5 separate regions of the Mus musculus genome follow, and all the other regions are linked to region 5. A link is a loop called in an ENCODE intact Hi-C map of the cell type or tissue named here. Cell type or tissue: heart. All regions are shown on one strand. Region 1 overlaps Zkscan17 (zinc finger with KRAB and SCAN domains 17). Region 2 overlaps Snap47 (synaptosomal-associated protein, 47). Region 3 overlaps Nlrp3 (NLR family, pyrin domain containing 3). Region 4 has its middle 8.6 kb from the start of Gm15755. Region 5 holds the start of Wnt9a (wingless-type MMTV integration site family, member 9A).

Region 1 (5,000 bases), 180 kb after region 5:
GGAGGGCAGAAAAACGCATCAGATCCCCTGGAACTGGAATCATAGATGTTTGCAAGCTGCCACATGGGCGCTGAGAAATGAACTCCGGTGATCTAGAAATGCAGCCGCAGGGAGCTGCCCTGACTCTCCGTCTCCTGGAGCAGAACCTTTCGGTCCTTGTTGTGGCAATGGCAACTTCCATGATAGCACCTCCTGATCAGAAAATTTATTTTGATTTCTTTCAGTTATTAATGGGGGGGGGGGAGCAGCTCTTAACCACCAACCTCTACTTCCTGACTCTTTAGAAAAAATTATTCATTTTATTTTTATGGGTGTGGGTGCTTTGCCTGCATGTATGTCTGCATAACACATGTGTGCTTGTTTAAGCTTGGAGGTCAAAAGAGGGCATCTGATCTGTACCGGAGTTACAGACAGCTATGAGATCCTATCAGGATGCTGGGAATCAAACCTGGGTCCTCGGAACAATTGGCCAGTGCTCTTAACTGCTAAGCCGTCTCTCAAAGACCCCATTCTTCCTCTTAATGAACCTTTCTCCAAGATGGGATGTTTCAATTAGAAAGAATTGCTATACAACATGCATGAGAACGAAGTATTTTGTATATGTTTACATATTCATATGCTTCAGTATATGTTTATTCTTTCTGGTAAATAGTTTATTTTGCTTGACATCTGAAACATATACACATCCACAGGGGCTTAGTGTCAAGTTTCCTGGACGTGCATATGGCTTGTACTCTAAACTTGACATCTCTTTTTTTGGTTTTTCAAGACAGGGTTTCTCTGTATAGCCCTGGCTGTCCTGGACCTCACTTTGTAGACCAGGCTGGCCTCGAACTCAGAAATCCTCCTGCCTCTGCCTCCCGAGTGCTGGGATTAAAGGCATGTGCCACCACGCCTGGCTAACTTGACATCTCTTTACCCAGCCCACCCACACATCCTTTTCAATTTCTACCTATTAGTATATTCTATTTCAGAATCAGGTTGGTGTTTTACCTTCTGTACATGAGAGATGGAATGCACACCAACCCCTCCCCCATTAATAACTAGGAAAAAATTAAATTTTTTTCTGAGCAGGAAGAGCCACCATGGGAGTTGCCATTGCCACCAGGACCAAAGGGTTCTGCTCGGGGCACCCAAGAGCCAGGAAAGCTGCCTGCAGCTGCTAGTGAAGCTATACAGGTGTCCAGCCAGACAAACCACCTGCATCTTTAATCAGATTGTGCTGAGAAGGTCATTCTTGTGTCACACTAACCAGCCACTTCTGTCCCTGTCCTGGATGATCTGAAAGATGAAATGCTTCTTGACTGAGAAAACAAAACAGCAATAGTTATGGGGACAGTCACAGACGCCATGCAGGTTCTAGAAGTCCCCAAGCGAGTGGGTGCATTGCAGGTGAGCAGCCAGGCTCACATTCTCAAGACCGGGTTAAGAGTCTCACCTTTGGCCCAGCAGTGGTGGCACACACCTTTAATCCCAGCTTAGATCTTCCTGATGAAATGTTCTCACTGTTAAACATGTGAGCATATTCCCAAATGGCACGTGGCCAAGCTGTTAGTGACTACACGACAGTTGCTGGGCCATCCCCTTCCTTCTCCCTAGCATTTGTTGTATCTGAACAAACACATCTTTCCCCCTACATCTCCTCCACTCTAAAACTTTGATTTGACATAGTTGGTGGCAATGTTGGAACTGGTCGGAGGCAGGAGGCCCTACTCCACTCTGGAAGTTCCAGCATAGGACCTGTCTTCAAAGCAGGTGAAAGGGATGGGCGTTTCCCCTCATCACTCCTCAGCAGGAGCTTCTCTGAGATGGCCAGAGCCAAGAGCACTGTCTCTCTTTCCACCCTCCTAAGGCCCTGAGACCAAGTATCAACCCTTGAGGCTGTCCAGTAAGGAATTGCTGAATTTCTTTTTTTGTTTGTTTTGTTTTTTTTAAGATTTATTTATTTATTTATTTATTTATTTAATGTATATGAATACACCATTGCTCTCTTCAGACACACCAGAAGAGGGCATTAGATCCCACTACAGATGGCTATGAGCCACCATGTTGTTGCTGGGATTTGAACTCAGAACCTCTGGAAGAGCAGTCAGTGCTCTTAACCACTGAGCCATCTTTCCAGCCCCCCAAAAATGTGTGTTGTCCAGGCTGGCCTTGAACTCTTTTTCTTTTTCTTTCTTTTTTGAGACAGGGTTTCTCTGTGTAGCCCTGGCTGTCCTGGAACTCACTCTGTAGACCAGGTTGGCCTCGAACTCAGAAATCCACCTTCCTCTGCCTCCTGAGTGCTGAGATTAAAGGCATGCACCACCACGCCCGGTTTGGCCTCAAACTCTTGATCCTCCTGCTTCTGCCTCTTTCAGCAAATCCTACCAATGTGCACCACCACAACCAGTGGTTTTCCTTCTGGATCCATCTATAAATGACACCTCAGGACTGCCGGGACAAACTGTCCAATTTGCTGAAGGAGTTCTTTCAAGTCCCATGTTAAAATTTCCCATGTTTGTCAAAATCCTTTTTTCTTTTCAATCCAGTGTGTTAGTCTAAAATACTTTGAGCTTATGGTGACCTCGTGTGGTTGCTTGTATAATTGCAGGTTGGAGCTCAGCAACTCCCAATTTGATCCCATGGCATTAGCTACACTAATGAAGATTAATTGATTGAACTCCCCCCCCCCCCCCCATTTAGAAAGATAGCTTAGTGGTCAGGTGCACATACCTCCTTCAGAGGGAGCAAGAGTTCAGTTCACAGCCCCCAAGCTGAGGAGGCTCGGAACAGACATCTCAAGGTAGGCCCAATTCCTGTGACTGACAACACACACTCATTTTGTTTGTTTGTTTGTTTCAATTGAAAACCAAAGAGATGAAGTTCTGTCTCAGTTTATGGGGTGGTTTCTAGGTGACTGGAACCCTCAGTAGTCCATCTCTGGTAGCATGAGACCCCCAACTGAATCGCATTCCCCCATCACCTGATTAGAAGGGGCATTACCAGCTCACCCAGAAAGGGTGTATAGGAAAGGACTTCTCCCTTAGTTTTCGCTACCTCAGTTCTCAGAGTTCAGGCCTTGACGAGAGAAAACTGTCTTCCGCTGAAACTTTGTCTTGTTGTTGGTTTTGTTGTTTGGTTTTTGTCTTTTTGAGATAGGGTCTCTCTACTCACTACATAGAGCAGGCTGGCCTCAAACTCTCTCCCTCTCCCTCTCCCTCTCCCTCTCTCTCTCTCTCTCACACACACACACACACACACACACACACACACACACACACACACACACACACACTACCGCATGAGCTGGGACAGGAAACAGGAAAAATATACAGTTAGATATTGGAGAAATGGCAAAAGACGGAATGCTACAAAAGGTATTGATGGAAACACTCATATAACTCCTGAAATAAACAAGATCATACAAAGTGTTGATACAAAAACCCAGCTGGGTGTGGTGGCCCGCATCTTTAATCCCAGAACTCAGCACTGGAGAGGCAGAGGCAGAAGGATCTCTATGAGTTTGAGGCCAGCCTGGTCCAGGACAGAAAGATCCTGTCTCAACATCTGGGCTTCTCTAGAGAGTCATATCACTGGGGGTCTGGATAGTGAGTCCTACAAACAACCCCAAAGCAAGCCTACAATCCATCTACTCAGGAAGTTTAGAAGCAGTTTTCAAGTTCAAAGCCAGCTTGGGAAACTCGGTAATAGTGAGGCTAGGAATACAGCCCTGTGATAGCAAGCAGAAGGCCCTGGGCTTACTTCTGAGTTCTGAGGGTTAAAAAAAGAAAAGTGTCTGGCCTTTGATGGAACCAGCAAGGTGATGTAAATTTCCCTCCTACTGCCTGGTCTAAATTCTGCTCTTGGCTGAGGGAAAATCATTGAGTAACTTGGACCAGATCCCCACTAACAGGTTGACTCCCTTCTCACTGTGACGCATTGTCAGGGAGGGACCTTGTGGGCCACTGTTCTCACCTGAGTCCCTGCCAGGGTGAATTGCTAGGACCATAAACCTGTGTTCTGATAACCAGCTTCACACTATTTTTACTGAAGTCTAACATGAATCTCAACTCACTGAGTTTTTATTATGCCCCTGCACCAGCTGTGGGAAGCAGAGGACTGGAGAGCCTGGATGTCCAGTGTCGGCCTGTAGGTTTCTGTGGGCCATTATGAGGAGGCATGGAGGAGTCAAGTGAATTGACACTTCTCAGCTGAGGCCTCAGACAGCAGCAGCCAGAAGGGAGATGAACACTAAGGTGACCCAGTAAGGACAGGACGTTTAGTGGAGGTTTGCCACTGTTCCTCAAAACAGGTAACTCCTACTTACTCCTGAGAGGAAGAAACCTAGGATTTGAGCTTCTACCGGGCTGCTAGCATAGGTAGAAATGACATTCCAGTTATGGTGATGCCCTGGCGGGCTCTGGTCAGCAGTGAGGGCTCCCTGACCGTATCTGGTGCATGCTTCGGACACCTCCTTTATTAACCCTTGCAAGTTTGGTTATTAGCTGACAAGTACACAGGTGAAGAGCACCATGTCCCTCCCTGGGTAACTGAAGCTCAGGCGACAGGATAAATAGAAAACCCTGGTCTCCGTGAGCAAGGCTTCCCTCCCTTGACCACAGAGACCCAACGCCTCCCTCTCCAGACACAAGGATAGAAGAAAACTATTTAGAAACTAAGAGCTTCCACAGTTTATTTCTTCTCCAAGGTGTGACCAAATGGTTTTATTGCATTTACTATTTCTGGGTGATGCACTGAGCAGAAAAAGAAACTCTGTTCCAAAGTCTTAAGAGTCTTTGATTGGGTCTGGACTAGAGGCTTCTTCATGTGAAAATCAGGACAGAGAGCACCAGAGGCCTTGAACTCATTTCCCAAACCTCCTATCTGCTGAGAGCCGTTACAGCCCACTGGCTGCCTGCAGCTCTCAGGTCCAGTCACAGCCACACTGAGCCTGGCCAACACCAGTGTGCCAGGGCAGTGTGGGACCACGTGTTTGGTTGCTTGAGGTTTCCTAGCAA
Region 2 (5,000 bases), 120 kb after region 5:
CGGACAGCCCGCTGGCACACAGCTCAGAGTAAAGGCACCAAGACCAACCCAGGCAGACAGATTCCTCTTCTGGGAAATACCTGGCCTCACATTCCTCATCTGCACTTGGAAAGCAGCTCCTCTGGGGGGCTGCAGGCTGCATGAGGCCTGAGCCGAGAGTACAGGTCAGAAAACAAAATGCACATTCATCCCCAAGGACAGGACAGAGCGAGGAGGAAGGGCAAACAGAAGGAAATCATATTCTGTTTCCACACACACCCTATACCTCCATGGTGACTTTGTAGCACAGAGCAATATCAGGCATGGAGACCACAGGTGTGGAAAGGCCAAGTCACTCTCCCTAACCAGCTTCCCAGCCAACCCAGATCAGCACAGTGCAACCCTGAGGATCCTGCCTTTGGACCCAGGAACACCAACACCCACAGTGCCACTCATGTCTATTCCTACAAACCCTGCCCTGGGGCCCAGAGATCGCCATCAGGCAAAATGTATTAACTGTACCATCAGGGACCCTTTGTGAGAATTCTGCCAAACAGCACAGCATTTGCACACTTGAGGTCCTTATCCTATGGTGCTGTCAGAGTCATCGGAGAGGAGGGAACCTCAATTGAGAAAATACCTCCATAAGATTCATTTGTAGGCAGCCTATAGGACAGTTTCTTAATTAGTGATTTAAGGGGGGCGGGGGGAAGTCCACGGTAGGTGAGATTACCCCAGGACTGGTAATCCTGGGTTCTGTAAGAAAGTAGGCTGAGCAAGTCATGAGAAGCAAGCCAGCAAGCAGCATTCCTCCATGGCCTCTGCATCAGCTCCTGTCTCCAGGTTCCTGCCCATTTTGAGTTCCTGTCCTGGCTGCCTTCAATGATGAACTGTTATGTAAGTGTACACAGAATAAGCCCTCTCCTCCCCAGCTTGCTTTTTGCTCATGATGTTTCATCATAGCAATAGACACCATGACTAAGATGGATACCTATATCTAGGACTCTCAAGGGCTTCTAAGCCGTCTTAAAAGACAGTTTGGGCCAAGCTGATCAGATGCCATCTTCTGTCCTCCACTGTGATGTATGGTCGGGGACATGGCGAGTGGCTTCAGGCATAAGTGCTGAGAGCCCTGAGCACTGTCCTACACCAGTGTCTGGGGACGGTCCTTCTGGGCATGTGACAACAGCAAGCAGCAAAGAAAGAGTTAGCAGGGGATGGTGAGATGGCTCAGTGGGTAAGAGTACCCAACTGCTCTTCCAAAGGTCCGGAGTTCAAATCCCAGCAACCACATGGTGGCTCACAACCATCCGTAACGAGATCTGACACCCTCTTCTGGTGTGTCTGAAGACAGCTACAGTGTACTTACATATAATATATAAATAAATCTTTAAAAAAAAAAAAAAGAAAGAGTTAGCAAACAGATGACTCAGAGCACACTATGCGTGTTTTGGTCACAGAATGGGAGGGCACCTTACTGCTGATTTCATCCAGATAAACCATAAAAATGCATGGCCTGTGTACTCCAGCAGGGAGTGTTGCGGTGGGGACTTCTACAGGCTTTTCAGAAACCCACAATCACAGGACCCTGGGGCTCTGGGGACAGAGGGGGCCAGGCAGAGGTGAAGTGAGGTAAGAGATTAGGTACCTGCTATGGGTGCTCCCTGGAGGGACAAGGAGGCATGCTAGCACTAGAAGTTGACAACAGAGCAGATTTGGGGTTGGGGCAGCATAGGACTCTAATGTTAAAACCCAGAGTTCATATGCTGCAAACTTCAGGACACTCTGAAACAGTCTGTGCACAAAATCATTGAAAAAAATGTATAAAATCACCCTTGGCCTGTGTGCCTAAAGCAGATATGAAGCAGCAGTGAATTCCACATGCAGACTTGAGCTCTGTTATTTCATTACTGTTCACAAATATTCCACAATCTGAAACTCCAGAGTCTGAGATACCTGTTACCACATGACACTGAACAAAAGACAATGACCTGTATGTATTGTTTTCAACCTATTTTAAGCTCACAAGTCTTTAAGGATGATCTGAGGGGGCAACAGCATCAAGCTGTGCTCTTCTCAGATACCATGGCCAATCTTCCTGCTCTCCAGGCCCAAGCCCTTGATACTGGCAGCCTGTGGCCCGCAGGAAGCATTCACTACAGCAGTCTCTGGGGAGCTTCCCTGCGTAAAGTTTAACTCCCGACAGCAAAAGCTCGCCGTGCTTCAAGACTGCCCCTGTGTGTTCACATGCACATAGCACACCTTCAGAAGAGGCTGGGCCTGGGGCCTCAGTCAAGGCTTCCAGTTTCCACCTCCCAGTGGTAAGATAGAAGCTAGCTGAGCACTGCAGCACATGAAGGTGTGGGCAAGGTGCCAACCCTCCCCACCAAGCTGTGGGTAAGAAAACCACCGAGTTCCTACCTCCTTGGAAGCCATCTTCCCCATTAAACCTCAGTACATGTGAGCTTCCTGCACAGAGCAGCCAGCTGGGCACGCCCATGTGCTAGAAAAAAGGATAGTGCCTCCTTCCTACCAAGTATACTCAAAACACTTCCGGGAGTCCCCAGGAGACATAAACAACAGACTGTCACACTCCAAGTGCTCTATTCACCCCATGCAAGTGCCCTGTGATGACCACTTCCTGTGCCCCCTACAAAGAACAGGTCCCTAATAACGCAATCAAATCCCAGCATGCTGTTGCTAGCACTGTGGTTACAAAGAAATCTCTGATTCTGACATCTATAATATGGGAGGTTGGCCTGCATCAGTTCGGGGACTGATCAGGAAGGGGAGCTTTCCCCAAGGTAATGCTATCTGGACATCGAGCCACAGGCAGCCTGTGCACAAGACTAGGCCTTCTGTCACTGGGTGGTCAGCAGAACTCTCACCAAACGAGACCCACTGGATGGATGTCTATCTTGCAATGAACCTATGACTTCATGAGTTATAAAGTCATGAGAGCCCCAGGAATCTCCTTAGGGAAGTTACTTTACTTTTAGGCTATTGTGGCCTCCTCAGTCCTCCCTCCACTGGCATAGCTGCCACCCTCCTAAACATTATAGTGCCTCCTAACTAAAGCGCCCCCTGCCCCAAGCGGAGAGGACAGGCATGCACACATATCATTTCCTCCCTCAGTCCTCCTCCATTGGGACAGCTCTCATCCGGCTACAGTATCACATGCCTACTTACATCATCTCCTTACTCCTGCCTCCACTAGGAGACCCCACTTACTCCTTCTCTGCTTGTGCCTCACGGGTCACTCTTGGTCTTGAGAGGACAGAGCACAGCAGTTTGTTCTCTCACACTGACAGATGTTCTGCTTCGTTTTGTAGCATTTCATCTCTTACATGGAGGCCCTCACTTGGCTGAGCCTAATCCAGGGAAGCTGAACACCATGGGCAACACACACACACACACACATCATGTCCAAATGGACTACCCCTATCCTGGGCCTTGGTACTATGTTCTGCTGCCCCACTGACCCAATGCACAGTACCTGAACCTGAAAACTCAGCTCTGTGTCCAAGAATTCAAGGACGCAGACCTCTACAGTGTACATCTGGGTAGTGGCTGAAAAGACCCAACGTGATGCCAAAGGATAGTGGTAGGCTGGTAGGGGCAGGTCAGGGTAGATGTGGATCACACAGAATGCATCTGAGAGTGCCGCTTCCTGAATTAAGCTGAGGAGAGGCAAGGGCTAGAGACTTGAAGGTTCTTTTGGAAGGCTCACCCAAGCCCTTCGCTGTTGTTCAGAGATGCTCTGAGTGTGTCTCCCAAAAGTTCATATGCTAGGTGCGCTAAGTGATGCTGAGAAGGGGTGGTGCCTTGAAGGGGCAGAGCCTAGGCGGAGGTCACCAGGTCATATGGAGACTGTCTTTAGGAGGATTGTGGGATCTTAGTAAGTTTCTGAGAGAGCTAGTTGTAGCAAAGGAACAAGCCTGTCTCCGCAATCTCTTCAGCATCCTGTCCTGTTAACTATTCTTAACATGGTGCTATCTGCCATGTGACCCTCTTAGCAGAGACCAAACAAATGGAGCTGTCCAATCTTGAACGTTAAGCTTTCAGAATGTAAATTACCTAATCTTTCCTTTATATAACACCTAGCTTCTGGTATCTTAGTTTTCTATACCACAAGGAAAGATCCAATCAAGCTGGGCAGTGGCGGCGCACACCTTTAATCCCAGCACTTGGGAGGCAGAGGCAGGAGGATCTCTGTGAGTTTGAGGCCAGCCTGGTCTATAGAGTGAGTTCCAGGACAGCCAGGGCTATAGAGAAACTCTGCTTCAAAAAACCAAAAAACCAAAAAAAAAAAAAAAGGAAAGACCCAATCTACTTATCTAGAGAAAAGATTTAACCTAACTCATGGTTCTAGAGGGTCCCAGTCCAACGTCAAGTGGTCCCTAATGCTGTGCACCTGTGGTGAGGCAGGACACCACAACAGGAACAAAACTACTCACTGTATCACTAGCAAACAGGAGGAGAGGGAAAACGTCTAAGAAAGTCTTTCCTTCTAAAGGCCCCACCATCTCCTAAGAGTGCCACCTTGAGAGGTAAGCCTTTGGGAGACATTCAAGAACCAAGCCCTGCCCTGAAACCTAATTATCTGTCAAGGGCAGGTGTAAGTTGGCAGTCTGGAAGGGTTGTTCCAGCCTGTGACTGCCTGCGAGCTGGAGCCAGCAGCTGCTGATTGATGGGCCTGCTGAACACGAATCACAGCATGCTGAGTGAGGCTCTAATTTTGGAAGTGAGCACACGCACTGCCCTGCTGGCCACTCACCTGCATGCCTCTCTGCAGAGGAAGCAAAGACCTTGTTCCTGAGCACTAAGGCGTCTTCCAGGAGCTCAATCTTGCTGCTGAACTGCACTTCTAAGATGGGAATGACCTCTGGCATCTTGGCAGATATCAGCTGGTAAGCCACGTCTGGCTTCCCAATGAAGCGCTGGCGTATGCTGACCTCATAAGGAGAGTGAACCTTGATATCATCAACATCTTCCTTCTCAAATCTGTGCAGGAGCAACGA
Region 3 (5,000 bases), 260 kb after region 5:
TTTTTTGACCTTTGCCCATACCTTCAGTCTTGTCTTCCTGTTAACTGACCATCCCGCATAAGGAGCTGCCCGTGGGCTAGATGGAAGGTTTGTGGCAGCCTCTCAGCTACATTGTTTGTTTTTATTTTTTAATAGTTATGATTTCTCTTTAGCTACCTGAAAACTCAGAGATTTATAAAACCCATTTTTGTATTTATTGTATGTTTGTACTGCTTTCTTAATTTAAAAATGTATCTAGAATTCTTTTAAGTTATTTATCCAAACTACTAAAAATAAATCAGTTTACACATTTAAAATTTCTCTTTGCAAAATGATTCAACGTTGGTTAATGAGGGGGAAAAAGTCACGTCCTTTGGATTTTAGAGGAGGGATTTCAGCTGTAGTAGCATAGAGGGTAACAGCATGCAGGGGAAGGTTAGCTCACATGCAGAAATGAATCCTACAGCATTCTCAAACAGAGGCATAACCTGGTTTCCTCTTGCCTGGGTGACAAAAGCTTACCTTAGGTTTATCCATTTGAAGAGCAGCTCATCTCCTAAGTGACACTGAGTGCTAAGTCATGAATAAATACTAACTGCCCACAGTACACAGAAACAACTCTTAAACATAAAACATTGCTCAGAGTGGAACTATTGTTTCATATCGTCTGGTGAGGCTGCTAGACCTTTGCTATGGAGACGGACTGATGAACTGTTGTTGTCTTTAAATTTTTAAAAAGATTTATTTATGTTTATGTATATGAGCACACTGTAGCTGTCTTAAGACAGCACCAGAAGAGGGCATTGGATCCATTACAGGTGACTGTGAGCCACCATGTGGTTGCTGGGATTTGAACTCAGGACCTCTGGAAGAACAGTCAGTGCTCTTAACCACTGAGCCATCTCTCCAGCTTCTGATGAACTTTTAATATAAGGAGATTATGCAAGGCAAAGCAACCATGCCACTAAACAATCTCTTTACATAAACTGTGTTTTTTAAAAATAGAGCCTATCTTTCCCTTTGAACGTCTGATCCTCCACGCCCCATCTCTCCAGTGCTGGGATTACAGGCATGTGCCAGCATGCAGCTTATGAGACGCTGGAGCTCAAACCCAGGGCACTGAGGATGATTGTCAGGCATCCCACCAACTGGGCTCTTTCTAGTAAGGCTAATTTATTTAATAATTTAAATTAAACCAATTGAAAAACCATGTGGTGCACAATTCTGTGCAAACTCTCTGCCTGCTTAGGAGTGTGAGTGTGTTTGTGTGTGTGTGTGTGTGTGTGTGTGTGTGTGTGTGTGTGCAGGTATGCATGTGTATGCATGTGTGTCTCTCTATGTGTATGCTTGTGTATGCATGTGTGTCTGCATGTGTTCAGTAGTAGCAGCAGCAGCAGTACTTATGGTGATTAAACTCTGGTACTGAGCCCCAAGTCTGGGTTTAGGGCTTTGAATATTTATCTATACATTTGCTTTCTGTGTCATGGTAAGCTGAATTGTGACATGTTGTCTCCCTGTTGTAAGTTTTTGACACGCATTATAAAAATCTATTTTTTCCTATCACACATCAATTTGTCGTGTCAAAATGCTTGAATTTAATTGAGAGTTTAATCCCTTAGATACTTTATAACTCTGAGCAACAGAAGTTCTCGGGACTGGAGAGATGGATCGGTGGGTAAGAGCACCGGCTGTTCTTCCAGAGGACCTGGGTTTGATTCCCAGCAACCACATGGTGGCTCACAATCATCTGTAACTCCAGTTCCAGAGAACTGAACACCTCTTTGACTCCCCCAGGCAAAACACCCATAAAATAAATTAAAGATGACTTAAAAAAAATAGAAGTTCTATATGCTTATCCTGTAGCATTACCTGTCTATGACAATGAATATTCTAAGGGTCCCTCAGTGCTCCAAGCACCTTTGCTGCTTGACAGCCCATGCCAACACCCAGGACTTGGGAACCCTGACTATTTACTTGATTTCATCCTCTGAGGGCCATGGATTCATTCATGGTTCTGCTGGGTGTTTCTTCTGTCCCATATTGAGGCTGCCTTGCTGGAGGATCCAGTCCCGTTCAACAGTCACAGAGCTGGCTGCAAGCCTGGCTCACATGGCTCTGCAGTTACAGTCTCCCCAGCATGGCCAGTCTTACAGATGATGGGCCTCTTGGAGACTTGGGGTACCTGAGAATATCACTAACTAAAAGTTCCAGGTGCTTTACAACTGTGTCCAGGAAGCACTAGAGAATCTCTCACTGAGTTTTAGAGGTCAAGCAAGTCACTAGGCATAGCCTTTCACGAAGTTAAGAGAATTTGAGATTGTCAGTTAGCACAGCTGTTTTGGGAAACACAGTTCTCAAATGTTTCCTAGAATTAGATCGGCTCATTACACTGATATATATATACTGATTACCTACCTCTCTTGGTGATTCTCATCATGTTGATTTTACTGACTGTGGCTTGGATTTGTCCCATTGCTTAAGGGCTCGTCTATGTTACTCTGGGATATAAAGGGCTTTGAGCTGCTCTGCTGTGATAGCTCTATGGAAATCCATTGGAACAAGCACTGTGGTCCTGGACTGGCATGGTCATTATTTTTCACATTTCTTACATCAAATTCTTCAGCTCTGTGATTTGTCTTGCCTTCACAGTTAGAAACACTTTCTTAATTTCCCTCTTTTTGTAATTTCCATTCATATATTGTTAACTTGCTAGTCTTGGTTACATTAATAGGCGGTAGGATAGCCACAAAGAACTAAATATAAAAGGGTTTTCAGTGCGGGGGTGGAGGTGGGGGTACAAATGCAAGGTGCTGGAGATGAGTTCAATTCCAACTTTAGTGGATCTGATGCCCTCTGCTGGCTTCTGCAAGCAACTGCACTTACACACACACACACACCCCACTCCCATATGTGTGTGTGTGTGTGTGTATAATCAAATAAAATCTTCAAGAATTACCTATGAAAGAAAACTAAATGCAAATAAATAGAAGGTTCCTGAAATGGTTCCATTGCTCTAAAGGAGGCAGCCAGTACGATGTGAGAACCTCAGTTTCCTTGGCTACCAGAACTCTAATAATAACTAGAGCAATTACTTCAGCCTTTAATAATTGATTCTTACATGAAAATGAGATTTGCAAAAGTGATCATATCATGAGGATCAGTATAACACAGATCGTTACTTACAAACACTCAGTGTATCACCAGCATCACAGAAACCTTCCACAAATGTTAGCTTGAATGAATCACTGTCAACATTTCTTGTGTGTGGTTCTGGGCAGTGAAGCCAGGACCAAGCTAGGCAGGAGCTCTAGACTGAGTTAAACATCTTCAGCTCTTATGTTAGGTTTTATCATTTTAACTGTATTGTATTTGTTACTGCATTCTCCACTGGAATACGTCCATCTAGAAGCTGAGAGGGGAGATGTACTTGTTTGTACCCCTGTACCCTAACAGGGAGTCATCTAGCCTTCTAGCAGAAAGTTCCCACTCAACGGTGGGAAAACTTTCTGTAAGGACAGTTTAAACCAGAGGGAAAAGAAAATTGTTTATGGTTATGAATAGAAGGATGCAGTCATGTCATTCTTATGACATTTTGGAAAATAAATACAAAATGTATTGATTTTGATCCACGAAGAACAGACGTTTATTATAAACGAGGTAAGACTCTGTGTCAAGTTCATTTTGTACACATCTGGAGTGACTGTAATGGAAGAAAGGGGTTTAAAAAGATACATGGGAAACGAGAGAGGAAATACAGGAAGAGGAAGAAAACAGGAAGAGCCAGGGAATTAGAAGTTAAACAGCGTAACGAGTACTTGTGAGCATCAAGTCATTTAAGCGCTTCTTGAAGATATATGGCTTCTTAGAACTGTGCTCTGAGAATGGAACTTAACGCTCAGATGCGGGACTTTGAGCCTCATCACCACACGGAAGGTGAAATGCTTTTGGATGTTTTTTGTTTTCTTTCAAATCTCTCAAAGAACCTACTGTTCCAAGAATTTCCTACAGCCCTAGGGGTTGAACTCAGTCCTTCCCACATGCCAAGGAAGTGCTGTACCACCCCTGAGCTACAACCCTACCCACCCCCCAGAGTCCTTGCTGCGGAGTTCTGCCAGAGGTGTAGGTCTTCCGGGATTACATTTTTCACCTTCCACACAGCCTTCCGGTCCTTGCCAGGAGTCTTCGGAGAGCTCCCTTCACGTCCTTATTCCTCAAGGTGTAGATGAAAGGGTTAAGGGTGGGGGTGATTATAGAATAGAAGAGGGAGATGAACTTGCCCTGCTCCTGTGAGTAACTGGATGGCGGCTGCAGGTACATGTAAATGGCGGGCAGGTAGAAGAGGGAGACCACCAACAGGTGGGAAGAGCAAGTCCCGAAGGCCTTGTGCCGTCCCCTGGAGGACTGGATCCTCATCACTGCCCGAGCAATGAAGCCGTAGGAGAGGAGGATGAGGGCCAGAGGGACCAGCACAAAGAAGGCCACCAGCACAGCCAGGGTGGCATCATTCGCCGTAGTATCAGCACAGGACAGCTTGATCATGGCTGGCACCTCGCAGAAGAAGTTGTTCAGCACCTGCCGGCCACAGAAAGGCAATTGCACTGTCAGGATGACCTGAACAAGGGAGTTGCCGAAGCCGCTGAGCCAGGCCATAGCCACGAGCTGCTGGCAGAGTGGGCGGTGCATGATGATAGCATAGCGGAGTGGCTCACAGATGGCCACGTAGCGGTCCAGAGCCATGGCCGCCAAGACAACGCACTCGGTGCAGCCCAGCCAGTGGAAAATGGCGTATTGCACCGTGCAGCCACCGTAACTGATGGTCTTCTGGGAGCTCCCCATGTTGAACAGCATCTGAGGGACAGTGGTGGTGGTGTAGCAGAGATCCAGGAAGGACAAGTGGCTGAGGAATATGTACATGGGGCTGTGGAGCTGAGGATCCAGCTGGGATACCAGGATGATAGAGATGTTCCCCAGCATAGCCAGAATGTAGAACACCAGGAGGACTGCAAAGACTGGGAGCTCCA
Region 4 (5,000 bases), 59 kb after region 5:
GGGCCTATCCAGCGCCTGGTCTCCTGCCTACACAATCTGCCCCAACAGAGGAAGGCTCAGGGCCCAGAGATCAATGGGGACCAAGACAAGGCCAAGCAGGTCCCTCAGTGGCCAAGGGACCCTGAGGACTGAGGGACAGGATCCTTTCCACCCTCTGAGACAACCTTATCCCACTATGCTCTCCCTGGGCCAGGCCTGCGAGGCTGCGGCTGGCCCAGCTGCTTCTAGAGGTTCTGGACTGCTCAGCTGTGATCTCTTTTATGGGGTGGGAGACTCATAAAGGACCAAGAGCCCCACTTAGGAGCTGAGAGGCTTGGCGGCTGCCCAGCCTGAGGAGGAGGGGTTGAGGCTTGGGAGGAGAGAGAGCTAAGGAGAGGCAGGCTAGAGGGGTGGTTGGGCTAGAGAGGGAAGGGCCAGGGAGGGCCAGGGAGGGAAGGGCCAGGAGGGAAGGGGAAAGAAGGCCAGGGAAGGGCCAGGGAGGGAAGATATGGGGGGAGGTTGTATAGGGGAAAGAGGGGGAGAGTTGGGAAGAGGAGGACTGGAGAGGAAGCCTCAGCCCACTAGAACTATATAATCTGTTCCAGTGACTGGGGCACTTCATATTTCCCTCCTGTAAATAAACCGGGGTGATCGTGCCCTGCCCAATGGCCTCCCAGGCTTGTCTTCACTCCCATCCCCTGTGTCCTGTCAGTGACTGTGTAGATTGGTCACACAGAAAGTCAGGCACGTGTCCATCCCTGACACTTCCCACCTGAGTCCTCTGCTTTTCTTCTCTGGACTGTAGGCTACCCTTGCCCCTCATAGACTCGTGGACTCAGTCTCCCCTTCTGGCTAGGGAGCATGGAGGGAGAACCATCCTGTCAGGAAGCCAGCCTCAGGATTAGACTACTTGGCGTTTCTTAAGCATACCCCGTTTAAGTTCCTCTAGCTCTGGGGCTTAAGTCTCCATCCCCAGCTGCTGCCCCATTCCAGACCACCTTCTCCCATCAGAATTCATCAGCTGCTGAGACTTCCTGATGAAGACCAGGGAGCCAGTCTTACTGGCAATCAGACCTTTTTCTTTCAGGGCATGCAGGGCAGGATGTGTGTGAAGAGAAGGCCACCCTGGAGGTCCCAGGAACCTTCATCCCTAGAGAGAGCTAAGGAGCAACAGTATCCAATGCTGAGCAGAAGTAGAACCCAGGCTTGGAAAGGCAGAGTTTCCCAGAGCCTGGCTCATCATCCTCCTGCAAGGCCCCTAGACCTTGTGCATGCCTTCCTGGCTGCTCAGACCTTTCAGACTCTGCCCATAGTGGCTCAGCCATGTGTACCAGGAAACAGGCCAGAAATGTGGGCTTGACTCTGTGGCCTTGACACCATGGCTTTGATTCTGTGGGTGGGCCCTGGGCACTTGTCCTGGACCTGTATCTAGTATTCCTTATTTCCTTCTTGGGCTTTAGAAGGCTGATGTTTATAAGTGTGACTGATTTTGTGTGTGGATTTTGTAGGCTGCAACTTTTTGAAGTTTGTGTGTGTGTGTGTGTGTGTGTGTGTGTGTGTGTGTGTGTGCGTGTGCTCGAGCATACCCATTAGAAATGCCACAGCATAAAAACATACCATATAGAAAGTGGTGCTCCTTCCCCCTCTTCCAACTGGGCTACCTTTCCTTTTACTTGACTGCTTGCTCTGGCTAGCACTCCCAGTAGAATGCTGGGCGGCAGTGGGGAAATCTTGTATTGTTGATCTCAGGGAAAAGTTGTCTGTTTTCCCATTAGGCAGGGAACCAGCTGTGAGCTTTTGAAACGTGCCCTTTTTTATGTTGAGTGTGTTCTATTTTACTCCCAGTCTATTAAATGTTTTTTTTTTAATCAGAAAAGGATGTTGGCTCTTGTCCAATGCTTCTTTTGTTGTTTTAATAATTGAGATGTCAATGCCCCCCCTTCATTCTAATAACATGGCATTTCATGGTACTTATATTTTATTTCTTGAATAACTCTTGGATTCCCAAGGGCTTGGAGCTGGAAGGATTTCAAATAGGCAGTGGAGCTGGGGGAGATGGACTCTCCTGGCTCTTGAACCTTCTTCATTCAATGATTCATGAACCAGGATTCACCCCGATTCCCCACGACCAATCTCAGTGCCCTGAGTCAGGCCTCACAACTGCTTCTTCCAAAGGTAGGCCCATGCTCCTCATGCACCCTTCTGGACAGTGGAGGAAAGAAAACAGAACACAAGCCAGGCCGGTGTGTGAAGTAGCTCATGGCACCCCCACTATGGCCTACAAAGCAGAGCTTGATTCTGTGACCCTGTGGTCTGGGCCTTCGGGACACCTGTTCTCACTCTCTGATGCTCAGGACAAACAAGATGCTGGTGAGGCTGTGGTTTTAATCTGCCATCTCCACTAGCAACCTCAGCATCCTAAGACAGGCATCACAACTGTTCCTCCTGCTGAGTAGTGGGGGAGTCCATGCAGAAGTCAGTTCATATGGCCTAGGGTCCAGGGAAGTCCCACTCCTGGGCGCCAAAGAACTGCCCCCTTGTGGCAGGAGACGGCAGGATGCCAAGAAGCAGCAGGCTCCCATGTCTTAGGAAGAAACCCACAAATTGGGAGCTACAAATGAGGAGGCATGCTCAGAACCTTGGAAAATGCATGCGTCAGCAGGATTAATGTACCATGAAGGTTTGTGTGTGCAGACACACAAGGCTGAGGGACAGGAGGAGAAAGGTGCCCCCCCCATGCCCACTTTACCTTGAACATTAATTACTCAGGGTCTGCAGGCACTGAAACAGCACACCATGCACAAAAGTCTGTAGTATTATTTCAACTGGAAAAAATATATAAAAATTGGATCTCTAAACCAGTAAATAAACTGAAAGGCAATTTAATGAACTTTAAAAGAATCCCCAAAGGCTGGGGAAATGGCTCAATCGGTAAAGCGCTTGAGGACCTGAGGTTGCTCTTCGAGATCATGTAAAAAAAAAAAAAATGTCAGAGTGTTGATCCTATGAGCTTGGATCTCAGCTCTGGGCAGGCAGAAACAGAAGGCTCCCTGGAGCTGGCTGGCATGCTAGCCTATGTGACTGAGTGCGTTTCAGGCCAGTGAAAGAGCGTGTCACAAAACACAAGGTGTGAGCTGGGCGTGGTAGCGCACGCCTTTGATCCCAGCACTTGGGAGGCAGAGGCAGGCAGATTTCTGAGTTCAAGGCCAGCCTGGTCTACAAAGTGAGTTCCAGGACAGCCAGGGCTATTCAGAGAAACCTTGTCTCGAAAAACAAAACAAACAAACAAACAAAAACCAAGGTATGGAGCTAGAGCTAAGAGCACTGGCTGCTCTTTCAAAGGACCTGGGTTCTATCCCCAGGGCTCACAACCATCTGTGAGTCCAGTCAGAGGATCTAATGCCCTCTTCTGGCCTCTGCAGGCACCAGGCATGCATGTAGTGCACTGACATGCATGCAGACAAAAAACATTCATATACATTGAAAACAAACAAGAGACCAAAAGGAATGACACCTGAGGTTGACTTATGCCCTCCACATTCATGTGCATATATGCAAATCTTCTCATAATGATGTGCATGCGTGAGCATAAGAGTACATGCGAGCATGAGCATGCATGCGCACACACATCACACACACACACCCCAAAAAGATCTCTCATAATATGCATTCTAAACACACGTGATGTTCACAGACTTGGTGTGGGAACTTACTTTGTCCCTTAAATATTTACTATTTCAGGCCAATGGGTATGAAGGGCTGCAGAAAAAAAAAATTGTGTGCGGGTTTCACTAGAAACTGAACATTGTGATGATAAGAGTCATAACTGGATTGCTCAGAGCACCCAGCTTCCTCAGTACACACAGGGGCTGGAAAGAGTTCCAGTTCAGGCTGGAGAGATGGCTCAGCGGTTAAGAGCACTGACTGCTCTTCCAGAGGACCTGAGTTCAAATCCCAGCAACCACATGGTGGCTCACAACCATCTGTAATGGGACCTGATGCCCTCTTTTGGTGTGTCTGACGACAGCTACAGTATACTTACATATAAGTAAGTAAGTAAATAAATCTTTAAAAAAAAAAAAAAAAAAGAGTTCCAGCTCACGTGATTCCATCCAGACAGGGATGAGTGGGGCAGTGTCCACCCTGCCACACTCCATGGTCAGCACCACATGGGGCGGGCTCTTGGGGTGACTGCTGTGCACACCTATAGCACCCCTCTCTGAGTTGGGGCCTGTGAGGCCCCTACTAGATCCGAACGTTGAAGGATAGTCTGGGAAAAGAAAGATAATGTGCTCACAGTTGATCTTAAGCGATTGCTGCTAAAATAGATGGACTGGGGCAAGTACCTCTGAGACCACGGTGCCTCTTCGTTGTGGTTCTAACCCAGAATGGGAGGTCTGGCCAGCAGAAGCCAGTCACCCTATTTAGCTCTTACCTTTCCAGTGTAAGTGCCTGGCATGGCAAGTTTTTAAAATCTTTTTTTACCATGATTTTTGTTTTCTTTTAAAAGACATCGTGTAATCCAAGTTAACCTCAAATTCGTGATCCTCCTGCCTCAGCCTTCCAAGTGATGGGATTACATGCTTTCCGCCACCTTGCTTCTCTTTTCTTTACACGTTGAAGTACTGAGCGTCAGGCTCCATCCACTTCTGCTTCTGTCTGTTCCTGGACAGACCGATTCCCCGCCCTCTGTGACATGTTGATCACAGGGGCTGTATCTGCATAAACCTGCGTCACATCACTGGCTTTCATGTTGAATTGATTCTGAGCACATTTGCTTACTTGTGATTTGATGTAAATGTTGAAATCAACTTGTCTAGGTTCAAAAACAACAAATTCCTTTTTACTCCATGTTGCCCTGGCTGAAAATGTAACTGTCTTATCATCTATTAAAACTTAAATTTTGGTAGGAGAGGCCCTTAGTCCTGTGAAGGCTCTATGCTCCAGTGTAGGGGAATGCCAGGGCCGGAAAGTGGGAGTGGGTGGGTTGGGGATCAGGGGGAGGAGAGAGGGGATAGGGG
Region 5 (5,000 bases):
GAGGAAGTGATGGGCTCTCCCGACCCCTCACTCAGCCACACACCCACCACATATGGAAGCTTTTCAGTCAGGACAGGGTATATTCACTTGGGTGGTCCACACCCACAGGAGTAACCTGCTTGGCTCTGACCAGTGCGGAGGCTGATGTGATTTTTTTTTTTTCACTCATTTCCTCCTCTGCTTTCCTTTGGAGCCGTGACAGGTGGCTGAGCAGTTGCTGTGCACGGCTAGACAACTCAGCCTCCCAGAGGAGCTCAAAACCCTCAGACTTGGAGGTCTCCCATCCAGAATCAGCCCCTCTAAGTTGAGAAGGCGGTGGCTGGTAAGGAGGTTTGCCTTCCAGGGTGTGGAGCTTGCCCCTGTAAGCCCAGGTCAGGGAGGCACGCTAGTGTTGGAGGTCCCTGGGTTTTGTTAGCTTGGCTCTGGTGTGTGTGTGTGTGTGTGTGTCACTGTCTTGCACAGAAAGTGCGTCTCCAGCACGGAAGGTTGACACGCGGTGGGCATGTGTCAGGATCCAATCACTCGGTCCTATTCTCCAGCACTTTGAATGGTCCCTGAATAAGCCGCCCCTCCCCCAATGTCAGGGGACTCTTAAGCAGTCTATTGGGTGCCCTGGGCAATTGTGTTTCTCTGCGTGTTAGTTAAGGTTTGACTTATAGACAATTCAGTCCACGAAGATGAGTCACAGCTCTGGGCTTTCACACAGACCAGTCACCATCCTGGCCAGCGGTCCCCTTCATCTTCCACCCTGTTTGGGGTATGAGGTCCCTGAGTGTCAGTGATATCTGCAGCTAGTAGTCCAGAAGTCCCTGAGGACCATATTGTCCCATCCTCAGGTCCAAGTCGGCCACAGCACCGGCTCTGCAGAAATGCCTTTTTGGTCTCCCTTGGAGAGGTCGCCTTTCCATTCCTCCAGCTACAGCACCCCAACTTTCAGCAGTGGCTCCCTCTTGGCAACATTGGCCCGCGAGTGGATTCGCGTCCCCCCACGCTCCCGCTCTGTAATCCAGTGGCTAACGTCGCTCCCAAGCCACCCAGTCACTATCCCCTCAAGCACAGTCGTCCAAGTTTCTCGGCTCTTGGATGTCTTTCCCGGCGGCCAACACCCGGTCCCTAACTGTCAGGAGACACCCCGGAGCTCGCACTTGTGTCCTGGCTGCAGACACCTAGCCCCGGGGTCTAACCCTGCTCTGTCTCTCAGTCCCGCCCCATCGCTCCTTCTGGCTCCGTTACTCGACCGGGGTTCCCACCGCGCCACGTGCCCAGCCCTCCCCACAGCGCGCCCCAGGCCCGCCCCGCGAGCCGAGCAGCTCGGCGGCCGCGGCGGCGGCGGCGGGCGCGCAGCTCGGATTTCGGCCCGCCCCCGGCGCCGGCGTGACCCCTCCTCCGGGGCGCGGGCGGGCCGAGCCCAGCTGGCCGGCGCCCCGCCCCGCGGCCGCGGCTGCGGACGCTATAAGAGGGCGGCGGTCGCGGCGCGCCCTGCGCGGAGCCCGGAGCGCGATGGTCTGCCGCCGCGGCGCGGCAAGATGCTGGATGGGTCCCTTCTGGCGCGCTGGCTGGCCGCGGCCTTCGGGCTGACGCTGCTGCTCGCCGCGCTGCGCCCTTCGGCCGCCTACTTCGGGTAGGTGCCCGCGGCGGGCGGCCGCGCGAGGGCGGGCGAGGGCGGCGGGGCCGGACGGGGGCATCGAGCCCGGGGTAGCACTCGCCAGGTGCTCGGCGGGGTACACGGGTGGCTTGGAGTCGTTAGTTGGCAGCGAGCGCGCCTCTCGGTCCGCAGGTCGTTGCCCGCCGTGCGCCCTAGAGGTAGAGGGGCCGGTGTCCCCGACGGGCTTGCGCGGGGCCGCGGTCCACGGTGACTCCCGAGTCGCCGCCGCCGCCTTAGGCCGCGGTGTTCCTGCCAAAAGGCTGGAGCCTCCCTGGCCCCTGCCCACTACCCCCCTTCTCTCCTGGAAAAGTTAATTTAACAACAACAAAAAAACACGTACAAAATCCAGATGTTCCTTGCACTGAGCCCCAAAGGGGAGAAAAAAAACCCTCCAAGCTGGAGAAATTTATTTTTCTTGCGCTTTTTTCTGGCGCTCGCCCGAGCCTGGCCCCGACCTCGGCCCTCGGGAACACGTCTGGGAGACCTGACCCCGGGGGGTAAACGCCGCCGCTGTCCCGCGGGGTCGCCGCCCGCACTCGCCTGTCTATGCGTTAGCAGTTTTGCCGCGTTCTTGGGCGCGTCTCTTCACCTTTGGTTCCTTTCGTCCCTCCCTCTCTACTCGCTTTCCCAGGTTTGGGATGCCTGAACCCAGCGATCTTTAGAGGGACACCCACTGCACTTTGAGTTCTCCAAGGTCCTGGGTGGCACCACGCATGGCAGCGCCCCAGCTTTCTCTGCCCTCCCTGCTTATCACCCTTCTTTCCCCCTCTGGGAGACCTGGGTTAGCCCCTCGGGTCGCAACCCTGGTCCTGGGTGATCTGGACTGCGTCTTGGGCCGCCGCCCTTCGCCGGTCACCTGTTCCCTCGCCCCTGGCTTCAGTGGCCGCTCGCAGCGGTGTGGCCGGCAGAGGGCCCCGTTGGTCTAGGAATCTGGCACCCGCCAGGGCAGGGAGAGGCGGCTGGGCTGAGGAACCCTGCAGGTGTATCCTGTTCTCAAAGAAAATAAAATATTTTCATGGGAAATTTTCCCTTTGTGTTTTTCTTTCTCCTCCTTTCTCCTCCGTCTGTCCATTTCTTCTGGGTTGTCTTCCAGGGTCAGTTCCATGTCTCGGTTCCCAGGGTCTCCCCACCCTGGCTCCCCTGGTCCGACCCCTGGGCCTTGGCCTGGCACGCCCCTGCACGCCATCTGTGCAGCCCTAAGCCTCACCCGCGGGCAAGAGGGAGGGCTGAGGATGGCCGTCTGGCCACAGGTCCGCGGTGAGTCACAGCAGCCCATCAGCCAGCTGTGCCTTCCTCTCTTCTGGCCCAGTCAGGCATCTGACACGCCCTGGGCTTGCGTGAGCGGCCACTTTGCTCCTTCTGGGATCTCTGCTGCTGGCCTTGTGGCCCTGGGATTCAGAACCTACAGGTGATGGGGTTAGAATCCTGGTGGCTGTAATGCCTCCCATCCATCCCTCTCTCTCACCCTCGCTTAGCTGGCTTGATACTTTGCATCTTGGGAAAATTCTCTAGCTTGGCGCCTGAAGGGGTGTTGGAACTCCCGGTTCCGTGGCAGGGTTTAAGTACAGGTCAGCTGGCTCCCAAGCAGATACCGAAGACAATACTGATGTATTGCTATGGCTTGGGTCAGCCTCTACTTAGCTCTCTGTTGCAGAGGACCCATTAAGGAAAGCTGACCATGCCTTTGAGCGCTCCTCTCCTGCAGCTGCCCATTAGATCCACTGTCTGGGCTTGGCGGAAAGACCCCAAAGATGGGCAGAGTGGGTACCTGTTGAACCAAGAGTCAGAGGAGGCCTGGGAGGATAGGCTAGTTGATCTGGGTCTCTCTGGAATTGATTTCTGAGGAGTATGTATGTATGTATGTATGTATATGTTAGGGGCACAAGATGTATCCTGGGCTATTCTGTGTCCAGCGGTCCCACCCCTTCCCCAGCCAAGGGAGGAGATGAGTCTGGAAACCCTGAAAGGCCTGGCAGGGCTGGAGCTGGAGTGGGAGCCTGAGGGTGCGCCTGTGAAAATGTGGTGTGCTCAAGTGTCCCTTCCCAGCCCAACTGGAGAGGGAGTCGGGAGAAGGAGCTGGAATCTGGGGCTCTCCTCTCCCTTCCCCCTCTCCAAAGCTCTGCCTGGCACGGAGGCTCCCAGGCAGGAACACGGCTCCAGTTACAGCCCAGGAACCCAGAGAGGAGAGGCTGGCCCCGGGGAGGGTCACGTGGCTACAGGAGCCCTCCCCACCCCCTCCCAGAGCTGCAACCCAACCCTACAGCTTTGGCTGCCCTTCCCTTCCAGAGGCCTCTGGCCACCCTGCTGCTGGACCCCTCTAGGCTGGCCACCAGCCATGGGGAAGGGGCTCCGCTCTCTTCCCTTGGCTCCGCTTTTTCATCCCAGTCCCCTCTGCAGATCAGCAGGTGGCAATTCCATTAGTTTCTCTCAGAGCTGCTGCCTGCTCCATGCCTGTGTTCCTGGGGCCAGCCGGAGGTCACGTGTGGGTTGGGGGACAGAGACACAGAACCTCTGGAGGTTTCCCTCGACCCCTGCCCCTCCCTGGGAATTGGCGGGTGAGAGGATTGCTGTGAGCAACAGGCCTGTGACTCTGTTTCCCTGCTAGGTTGCAGAGGCCCCAGACTAAGTGGAGGTAAGGGGTCAAGAATTGTGAGCTAGCTCTCCAGCACTCTCCAGCAAGGGCCTTTGGGAGCTTGACGGGCTTTTACCTTGTTTTGTTTTTTAAACTAGGGAGGCACATTGTAAACCTTAAGACTGGCTTTCTTTCATTCCTAGGTTTTGGCCATATGCATCCAGTTTCTCCCAGGGAATGCCTGTGTGTCCCCTTCTGAAAGGCACCATAGACACTTGGGGCTACTATAGACTGGGCCTGAGTGGTATCAGAGCTTACCAAAGCCCTCTTTTTTTGTTATTGAATATAACTCCCATCCCGAGAAACTCCCCAGCTCCGCGGTTTGGGGGTATATTCACAAAACTGTCAGCCATCACCACTGTCTAATTCCAGAACATTTTCCTCACCCCAGAAACCTCATACCCACTCAGCAGTCTCTCCCAGCTCCCCTCCCTCCAGCCCCTGGCAACCACTAATCTTCCTGTCTCCATGGATTTTCCTATTCTGGACTCCTCGCAGAAATGGGACCATACGCTCGCTCTGTGGCCTTTTGTGTCTGGCTTCTTTCATTCCTTGTCATGTTTTTGGAGGCTCATCCGTGTTGTAGCGTGAATCAGGGTTTCACTCCTTTGTATGATCAAATTGATTACACAACAGCCTTTTTTATTTTTTAAAAACCCTGTTTGTCAGCTGATGGCTATTTGGGTCGTTTCCACCGTTTGGTTATTTCTAGTAATGTTGCTG

Evidence for each region. Hi-C counts contacts between places; a loop is a spot of excess contacts. Peaks named below come from ENCODE experiments on the same cell type or tissue, not always from the same donor. Only the 100,000 strongest peaks of a DNase experiment are listed, where the experiment ranks them.
Region 1: a loop joins it to region 5, with 5 times the contacts of the local background. A loop is called at or near these places in 40 of 42 quality-filtered maps.
Region 2: a loop joins it to region 5, with 5 times the contacts of the local background. A loop is called at or near these places in 9 of 42 quality-filtered maps.
Region 3: a loop joins it to region 5, with 6 times the contacts of the local background. A loop is called at or near these places in 6 of 42 quality-filtered maps.
Region 4: it touches region 5 in a loop (4-fold over the local background); 6 of 42 quality-filtered maps call a loop at or near these places.

Annotation. Positions count from the first base shown.
Region 1 is chr11:59,480,871-59,485,870 of GRCm38, forward strand. It overlaps Zkscan17 (zinc finger with KRAB and SCAN domains 17), which reads right to left. Exons shown (of 10, transcript NM_172941.4): 10 at 4,650-5,000. Among named protein-coding and RNA genes, the nearest start is that of Zfp867, 11 kb to the left of the region's middle. In heart, CTCF peaks have their summits at 2,572 and 2,792; no DNase peak of the experiment used is centred here; H3K27me3 peaks cover 333 bases.
Region 2 is chr11:59,423,585-59,428,584 of GRCm38, forward strand. It overlaps Snap47 (synaptosomal-associated protein, 47), which reads right to left. Exons shown (of 5, transcript NM_144521.3): 3 at 4,757-5,000. Among named protein-coding and RNA genes, the nearest start is that of Snap47, 24 kb to the right of the region's middle. In heart, CTCF peaks have their summits at 2,222 and 4,746; a DNase peak (open chromatin) is centred at 4,667.
Region 3 is chr11:59,566,660-59,571,659 of GRCm38, forward strand. Nlrp3 (NLR family, pyrin domain containing 3) reads left to right here. Exons shown (of 10, transcript NM_145827.4): 10 at 1-296. Olfr222 (olfactory receptor 222) reads right to left here. Exons shown (of 1, transcript NM_001011789.1): 1 at 4,123-5,000. The coding sequence ends at 4,123. Among named protein-coding and RNA genes, the nearest start is that of Olfr222, 2.6 kb to the right of the region's middle. In heart, a CTCF peak has its summit at 2,838 (motif pointing left); no DNase peak of the experiment used is centred here; H3K27me3 peaks cover 2,159 bases.
Region 4 is chr11:59,364,318-59,369,317 of GRCm38, forward strand. No RefSeq gene overlaps it. Among named protein-coding and RNA genes, the nearest start is that of Gm15755, 8.6 kb to the right of the region's middle. In heart, a CTCF peak has its summit at 2,530 (motif pointing left); no DNase peak of the experiment used is centred here; H3K27ac peaks cover 774 bases.
Region 5 is chr11:59,305,447-59,310,446 of GRCm38, forward strand. It overlaps Wnt9a (wingless-type MMTV integration site family, member 9A), which reads left to right and starts at 1,484. Exons shown (of 4, transcript NM_139298.2): 1 at 1,484-1,621. The coding sequence starts at 1,527. In heart, CTCF peaks have their summits at 1,640 and 2,533 (motif pointing right); DNase peaks (open chromatin) are centred at 1,335, 2,545, 2,905, 3,795 and 2 weaker places; H3K4me3 peaks cover 3,794 bases; H3K27ac peaks cover 2,693 bases; H3K27me3 peaks cover 4,542 bases.